Regions from separate parts of the Homo sapiens genome. Here region 2 is linked to region 1. Evidence: chromatin loops called from intact Hi-C (ENCODE). Cell type or tissue: heart left ventricle. All regions are shown on one strand. Links, peaks and the distances in the headings refer to the core of each region. The heading gives the core; the rest is flanking DNA.

What was found. Hi-C counts contacts between places; a loop is a spot of excess contacts. Peaks named below come from ENCODE experiments on the same cell type or tissue, not always from the same donor. Only the 100,000 strongest peaks of a DNase experiment are listed, where the experiment ranks them.
Region 2: a loop joins it to region 1, with 4 times the contacts of the local background. A loop is called at or near these places in 1 of 110 quality-filtered maps.

Annotation. Positions count from the first base shown.
Region 1 is chr17:77,768,286-77,772,673 of GRCh38, forward strand. No RefSeq gene overlaps it. Among named protein-coding and RNA genes, the nearest start is that of LINC01987, 42 kb to the left of the region's middle. RefSeq lists enhancers at 888-1,388, 1,736-2,591. In heart left ventricle, for the core only: no CTCF peak of the experiment used is centred there; a DNase peak (open chromatin) is centred at 2,575.
Region 2 is chr17:77,702,895-77,707,282 of GRCh38, forward strand. No RefSeq gene overlaps it. Among named protein-coding and RNA genes, the nearest start is that of LINC01987, 23 kb to the right of the region's middle. In heart left ventricle, for the core only: no CTCF peak of the experiment used is centred there; no DNase peak of the experiment used is centred there.

The DNA of each region.
Region 1 (4,388 bases), core at 293-4,292:
AGCATTGCTCGGCACCGCTGGCTCTGACTTGCAGAGTACTTAACTCAAGCGTGAGGAGTTCCGAAGGTCCTCGAACACATTGGGATCCCACCCTCCTCCCATACACACTCACACATCCAGGAACCCTGGAAGGCTGGCCTGGGGGAGAGAGACAGATCAGAGCAATGCAGGGCCGGATTTTGTAAGTGGTGATGCTGACCGGCATCTGCCTCCTGTTCACTGTGTAGAGAAATCACACTACGTGGCTCCGTGTAGGGACCTTGCTTGGTTTCAGTTTGCAAGTATTTATTTAAAAAATAAGTTCTGGTGTTGGCCAGGAGTTGAATAATCTCAAGAAGCCGACTGAGAGCAGTACAGACTGTGTAACCAGCTACACACTAACTGTAGGGGGGTGTGGCAGCCTGAGCTCTGGGCAGAGGCAGGAGAGCCAGGAGAAGCTAGCAGCCAAGGGCTCCTGGGCAGGACTGTCCCCTCTAACTGGAGAGGAACCTCTACAGGGCCCCGCAGTATGCACTGGTGAAGGTTCCATGGCCAGGTCTCCAGTGAAACGGCCCTGATTTGGAGCGTGTGCCGATTCCCAGGTGTAAACGGTCCCCTGGGGCTCATTTCCAGCTGTCAAGGTGAGGTCACACACCTGTGCAGGACACCTGCAGCACACCACCAAACCAGCAAGCTTTTATGTTACTCTGAAGTTTTATTCTCTTTTCTGCTGAGCCGCAAGCAGAAGAAATAGAAAACTTGGAAGGAAAAGCAGGGTCCTTCACCAGAGGAACAAGAAGCAAACAGCAAAAACCTTTGCCTGCAAGTGAAAGGGCCAGAGGGCTGGCCAGAGGCCACCTGCAGGGACAAAACCACCTGGGAGCCCCAGACATCCCCACTCAAGTCCAGGCTGGCCCCAGCCAGGGGCAGCAGGGCTGGGGGTGCTGACCAAGGTCACAGCTCAGGTGGGAGTGGGTCCATGGCACAGGGAGCCATTCCTAAGGGAAGATCCCAAAGCTGGTGTCTTCACAGAAGAATGGTGGGAGCTGTTTCCTCATCTGTAAAATGGGGTGATAGCACATCCCCTTCAGAAGGCTGTCGTGAGAATTAAACGAGCAGGTGACTTGAAGTGCTTGGCAGGATGCCTGGCGCATACTATGAGCTCATGCAACAGGGACCCAGTGGTACAGATGCCAGCGGTGTGTGGTGGGAAGGCCAGCTTGGGAGTAACTAGAAGTGGACGGGACCTGTCTATACCATGGGCCCGGGGAGGGGAGGCACACACCACAGCTGTGGGCATCTGCTCGGTGGCTGAAGAGTTGATCTTCAGCAAGGACAGGGAGGAAATCAGGGGATCTTTGCGGAGCTGGGAGCATGGCCTGAGACTTGGAGGACAGGAGGACTGAGACCTGCAAACCCACAGCAGCGGATGGGAAGGGATCTCCAGAAAAACAAAACGCGGAGATGGGCGTGCTGGACTCTTTCTCACTCACTGCTTCTCCATAGGGTGCACTGGACTCTTTCTCACCCACTGCTTCTCCGTAGGGTGCTCTGAGGCAGTGATAGCTGCGGTTCATGAAGTCTTGACCACTTACTGGGCCAGTGTTTCCCAGACGCATTCCCTGGAAGACAGCAGCCGTTAGGTCAATAGGTGTCACCAAAACAGGTTCCACGACTAACGCCAGCCTGCCTCCTGCCACAGCTTCCCTGAGAGCGTCCCCAGCCCTTCTGAGCCTCAGCCGAGTGACCAGGGCTGCCGAATTAACGGGTGCTAGTGAACAAATGCCCTTCTCAGATCTCACGCTTACATTTTAAGCTGGGTCTCAGTGGGCTTGCCCAAAGGAATAAAGAATTGGCAATTTTGGGCAGGCTGAATCTCTGTGGCAGGGACCTATTAAGGTGGAGTCTTTCCAGTCTCTTCAAATTATAACACCCTAGTAAGAGGTCATGTCGCCCATGCAGGAAACGTGTGCCCTCTCTCTCTCTCCCTCCCCTGTCTTCCTCTCTTCCTCTTTCACACTCCCTCTCTTTCTCTCTCTCCCGTCTTCTCTCTCATCCTTACCTCCCTCCCTCTGTCCCTTCTCCTCCTCTCCTTTCCTTTCCCCATGTTCTGGAACTGAGGAATCCCTAGAGCCAAGCAGTCCCTGACTGACAGCTGACTTGGTGATGCAGGTGGAGACTGCAGCAGGGGGGGCTGGATGCGGTGCTGGGGGCAATGGGCCTGCTGGGTGCGTTGGGCGGGATGATGCCCAGGTTGGCAGGATCACCGTGAACCTGGATGAGTGGATCCCTGGGCGCCCACTTCTCCGAGGGAGGGCTGGACGCCTCCTCCTGTCTGAGGTCAGGGCAGCAGTCTTCCCAGCCCCAGGATTCTCAAGCCCATGGTGGCCTCTCCTGGTCTGATTCTCACCTCGCCTACTCACTGTGGGCCCCAGGCAGAGGCCCAGGGAGAATTTCTTCTCACCTCTGACGCAGACCCCGAAGGACTGAGGACAGCACCCCCACTGCGTCATCTGATGACGCAGGGAGGGAGGGCTTCCCCCAGCCCACCCCCGGCTGCAGCCGACCCTCTAGAGCCTGCCCCAGCCTGCCAGGCTCCATCCCCTGAGACCAGCCTTCAGCAAGCGTGGGACGGCTCAGCCCAGGCACCTCGTCAGCATGACTCAGTGCTAAATGATCAGATGAAATGGGCCTTCCCAAGGCCCAGCTGGAGGTGATGAGCTTCAGCAAGGAATTTGTTTTACCTCAAACTGGGATGTTTAACCCCAGGACAGGAAAAAAAAAAAAAGAAAGAAATCCCTGCTCACTGCCTTCCCTGGTGATTTCCCTGTGTGTGTGGAGGGGCTGAGTTGCTGGGCTGTTTGCAGGGACAGTTGGATGGAGCTAGATTCCGTGGCGGGAAATGGTATCTCTTGTAGCCACTTAAGACAGGGTGAGCCCTGAGCAAGGCAGAGGCTGGGGTCTTCCCCTGTGTGGAGGCTCCCGGCATCTGACGCCTCTGATGTCAGGAAGGGAGCCCGGCCCACCACAGCGGGACCCAAACCTCCATCACGTGCCCTGTGGAGGCACTGAGTGCAAGTCGGTTCTGGCTGGGACGAGTGAAGGTGGAATGATGCCCTGGTGAGATGCGAGCTGAGCCCCGGCTGCACCCCTTAGCAGCTGTATGACTGACAGAAGGTTCCCCGATCTCCCCAGCCTGGGGTTCCTCATTGCAAAACAGGGTCCCAGACTCCCAGGTCTGTTGCGAGGGCTTCTCTCGGCACAGAGCCTGGCACATGCCGGGTGCTTGTAGGGGGCCTCAAATGGAGTCAAGAGATGGAGAAAGACGGCTGGACTCCGGGGCAAGCCAAGGTCAAGGGGTCAGGAGTTTCTCCTGAGGCTAAAGGGGACCCTAACAGGGCACAGGGAGATAGAGATGTCTGCTGAGCTGGGGACAGGACCGGGCACCCTCTCAGGGGCCCTCTCAGGGGCCTGGGGAGACAGACGGCCTCGGCCTTGGGGCTGACAGGGCTGACACGGCAGAACACAGCCTGCGCCTCCCTGGACCCACCTCAAGTGCTGGCCCTCATATCTGAGGCTCCTTCTTCTTTGCACGTGGTCTCTCACTCAGGATGCCTGAGGGCTGGAGCAGGTAACCCCAAGGTGACCCTGGGGTCTGGCGATGTGGGTCCTGGTCCCACCTCTGCCTCTTCCTTGCAGTGAGATCTTGGGCACAAGACAACCCCAGAATGGAATGGGTCTAGGAGCGAGAATGGGGTGGGACGGGCATCTTCCAGGGGAGCTCCAACCTGGGCAGCCCCACCCAACATGCCCCAATCCCCAGGATTCAGGGCCTTCCCTCCCTGCAAACATCATTCTCCTCGCAGGCTCACAGGCTCGTTACAGGCTAATCCCAACCCAGCCTCAGGGCCTCAAGGGCAAAGGGAGGGCAGACAGGCTCCTGCTCCAGTCCTGGCTCCTGTGTGACCTCAGGCAAGTCACATAACCTCTCTGAGCCTCCAGGTCCTACCTCAAGGAAAGGGAATAATGAGCTCTTCCATCCAAGGCTGCTGTGGCAATGAAATGTCACATGTCATGTAGTTTTAAATAAGGTCATGTGTATAAAATGTGCGGGTGCTAGGAGCCACCCAGCACATGCTGGTTCCTTTCCTGTCCCTGGACCTAACTCTGATCCCAGACTGCTGAGTTCTTGGAGAACGTTATTCCCTGGGTTGCAAGCCACCTGCCCATCCCAGGCCTGTCCAAGGTCCCCCAGGGCTTTGTTCTACCAGGCGACTGAAGGCATTCCCCTTCCTGCCCCCATCTGCCTGTTCCCAGGCCCTCCAGATGAGGCCGCTGTCTGCCCTCAACCCGCCCACAGCAGCCCGGCCCCTCCTAGCCCGCGTTTGCAGGGCTTGGTCAGCCGCTGT
Region 2 (4,388 bases), core at 210-4,209, 65 kb before region 1:
CAAGAATAAGAAAAATAAAAGTTTTTATTTTACCTTCACTTTTCCTTTCTTTAATGCACTTCCTTTCTTTATGCAGATCTGAGTTTCTTACCTATATTGTTTTCTCTAAAGAAATTTTCTTTTTAACATTTTTTGCCAGCCAAGTCTACTGGCAACAAATTCCCTCAATTCTGAGAATGTTTTTTTTTCTCTTTCACTTTTTCATCTTATCTATTTTTTTTTTTACTGGGGTAAAATATATGTAACATAAAATTTAACATCTTAGTTATTTTTAATTGTACAGTTCAGTAGCATTAAATATATTCATAATGTTGTATAACCATCACCACCATCCATCTCTATACCACTTTCATCTTATGAAACTGGAACTCTATCCTCATTAAACACTGACTTCCCATTCCCCTCTCCCAGGCCCTGGTGACCACTATTCTACTTTGTTTCTATGAGTCTGACTGCTATAGGTACCTCATATCAGTGGACTCTTACAATAGTCGTCCTTTTGTGCCTGGCTTATTTCACTCAGCATCATGTCCTCAAGGTTCATCTGTGTTTTAGCATGTGTCAGGCTTTCCTTTTTTAAGGCTGAATCATAATCGACTGTAATGTATACACCATATTTTGCTTATCCGTTCATCTGTTGATGGACACTTTGGTTGTTTCCACCTCTTAACTATTGTGAATAATGCTTCTAGAAACATGGGTGTACAAATACCTCTTCAAAACCCTGCTTTCAGTTCTTTAGAGTGTATACCTAGAAGTGGAATTGCTGGATCATATGGTAGTTCTGATGTAGGAGAGGCACACCCCAAAATTGGGGCTTAGCCCAGGAGGGTCCTTGGCTTCATCCAGGAAATAATTCAAGGGGAAGCCAGCAGTGTTAGACAGCAATCTTTTATTGAAACAGAGCTGCTCCTTGCAGAACAGGGCTAACTCATAGGCAGTGCACCTAGAGTCAGCAACGTATGGGCTGTTGGCAACTCTATTTATACTCATGTAAACCCACTTTCAATTACATGCAAATTAAGGGGTGGGTTAATGCTAAGGGTTCTAATGGATAAAGTAGTCAGCATGCAAGAATAGGTGGGCAATGTAACCAGAGACAGAAACCCTGAGAAAAACCAAAAAGGAAATGCAGGCAAACAACAGCACTAACAAAAATGAAGACTGACTTTGTTGGGCTTATCAGTTAGCTTGGATAGGGCTGAACAAAGAATCTCTGAACTGGAGGCTATATCAATAGAAACCTCCAGAACTAAAAAAGAAAGAGAACAAAGACTCAGGAAAACACAATAGAATATCCAAGAACTGTGGAACAACTATAAAAGGTATAACATACGCACAATGGGAGTACTGCTATGGGAGTCCCAGGAAACTAATACAATCTGCTGAGAGGCCGAACAATGCTGTATACTATAGTATTGGTCACCATTTGTTGACTGTGTGTGTACTTTAACCTACCAAGGAAGAGGGTATTGCTGTGCTCATTTCACAGATGAGGATGCTGAGACCCATGGTGGTTATGCATCCTTGCCAAGCCCCTGTTCCAGGAAGAGAAATTCCAGATCTAACTGACCTGAGCCTGTGTGCAGCTGCTGTGCTCTGCTACCCACATCTGTAGGCTCTGATGAGCCATGAGATGTTCACTCTAGCTTTGCTGAAGCCCCATGTCCAGACTGGCCATGTGGAGACCCACAGCACTGGGGATATATCTCTGGTTTCAGGTCCAGGAACCCGGTTCTGCAGCCCAACCTCAATGTCATGGGCTGCCTTGACAAATGCTGTGCCTGCTGACCTGGCCTGGGGCTCCCAACAGCTGCAGGGGGGCCTTCCACTGCCTCCCTGTCCTCTGTGCCATTTCCCCACCTGGCCCCAAACTGCTTGAAACCATCACTCGACTACCAGCCTCTTCCCACTACTGTCAGGGACATATTTGCTGCTGTCAGTGGCTGCATTGCACAGAAGCGAAGAGAAAAATGGTTTCAGACTCTGAAGCCACTACTGGAGGCGGAGGTGTTCGGATTAACTCTGCAGTCCTTTGGAACAGCTGTTTCCTGGCTGTTCCACTCTAACATGTGAATGCTCTCAAGGCTATTCACAATATTACTTCCACCTTCCTAGAGAAAGATGCTGCAGAAATAAGCCAGGCAAATTGTCTCTGTGCGATGACATACACAGTAGGTGCTTAAGAAATGTTGGCTGGATTGATCTGAAAATAAGCATGCACAAACAGCAGCCATGCGCTATTCCCTTCCATCTGCTGGAAGGCTGGCATTGAAACCTTCCTCCTCCTGGTAGTCTTTTGCCAGAGAACCAGGCATGCTTGCCCAGAGAGCTGCCTCTTGAGGGTAGGGCCCTGGAGGCTCCTGCTACAAAGCAATCTCAGAAGGCTTATCACAGAGTGTCAGGTGAAAAGGGCAAGATACAGCTGCACTTGCAGCATCATCTCAGCCGTGTGAAAAATATGTGCATAGAAAATGCCTGGAAGGGATGCAAAGAAGAAAGAGTTTATATAAGTAGATCCACAAATGCAGGTGGATGCATTTTTTTTTTCTGGAAAGAATCACAGAAACTGTTAAGTTAATTTGGGGGAAAGAGCTAGGTTGATGGGAAGGTGACTTTCACAGTGGCCCCCTTTTGTGGTCTGTTTTCTAACTTTATGTGTGTGTGACTTTTATTCATACTTCAAATGTTAGCAGGGTTATTGGGTAGCACAATTTTGGTCCTTTTGTTTGCTTTCTTTATCTGTACCTCTCCAGAGTAAAAAGCATTTTTAGTAATCAATTAATTTTTATTCATGTCGTCAAACAAATGAAATAGAAAATTCAACATGCAAAAAAAAAAAAAAAAGACTGAAAACAATATGGCAGGATTTTAATAATGGTAATCTCCAGTTAGGTAGATTATTGGATTAAGATTTTTTTTAATTTTATTATTATTATACTTTAAGTTTTAGGGTACATGTGCACAACGTGCAGGTTTGTTACATATGTATACATGTGCCATGTTGGTGTGCTGTACCCATTAACTCGTCATTTAGCATTAGGTATATCTCCTAATGCTATCCCTCCCCCCGCCCCCCACCCCACAACAGTCCCCAGAGTGTGATGTTCCCCTTCCTGTGTCCATGTGTTCTCATTGTTCAATTCCCACCTATGAGTGAGAACATGCGGTATTTGGGTTTTTGTCCTTGTGGTAGTTTCAGCAAACTGTCGCAAGATTTTATTTCTTCATGTTTGATCTCTCTTGCAGCCCAGACAAGTAATTGTAAAGGGAAAATAAAATACCCAGACAACAGCAGGGAAAACCATGAATTGGTGACTTTATTTGAGGAGAGGGCACCCAACTGTCCCCTCCCCAACCCATCATGCTTGCTCTGTCCTTAGTTGCAAATTCCCTTTGGGATCTGGATTCCTAATTCATGAACCCTCCCTTTTGCATGGATCAGGGCTAATGTGCTGTGTCAGTAATAGTTTTTGTTGCCTGAGAAAACACAAATTCAAAGAAAAATCTTAATAGTGAATTGTGGCCCCTGGGGGAAGACACTGAACAGACAATCAGGACCAATATGGTTAAGACCACTGCTTTGGGTTGGCTGTGTCCCCACCCAAATCTCATCTTGAATTATAGTTGCCATAATCCCTATGTGTCGTGGAGGAACCAGGTGGAGATAATTGACTCATGGGGGCAGTTTCCCTCTTCCTGTTCTCATGATAGTGAGTTCTTGCAAGATGTGATGGTTATATATGGGGTTTCCCCCTTCACTCAGCCCTTGTTCTTCTTCTCTTCCACCATGATTGTAAGTTTCCTGAGGCCTCTCCCGCCATGCTGAACTGTGAGTCAATTAAACTTCTTTCCTTCATAAATTACCCAGTCTCAGGTATGTCCTTAGATCAGCAAGAGAATGGGCCACTACAACCACAGACTCTGCAAGCAAACTCCCTGGAGTCCCCGTCCATTGGTTTACTAGCTGTGTGACTTTGGGCAAATGACTTAACTCCTCTGTGCTTCATGTCCTCATCTGTAAAATGGGTATAGTCAGTGTTCCTAACAGATAGGGTCATTTGTGAGGCTTCTAAGAAGGACAATGGGTGGTACATATGAAGTGCCTACCAAAGGATGGCTGTGATTCTTCTTGCAGGGTGGACGCCTTTCCCGGCAGTTCGTCTCAGCACCACAGCCTGGGTGCCTGCATCGCCTGCACCATGCATACAGAAGCTAACACCAGGCTGTATCAATTCCGGGGCCCAAGAGAGAAACAGGATGTCCCATGTGACTTCTGCTACTTTGGAGTGGGGTCTTCCAGGAATCTTTGTGATATGGCTTGGTTATGTCCCCACCCAAATCTCATCTTGAATTGTAATTCTCACAATTCCCACGTGTCATGGGAG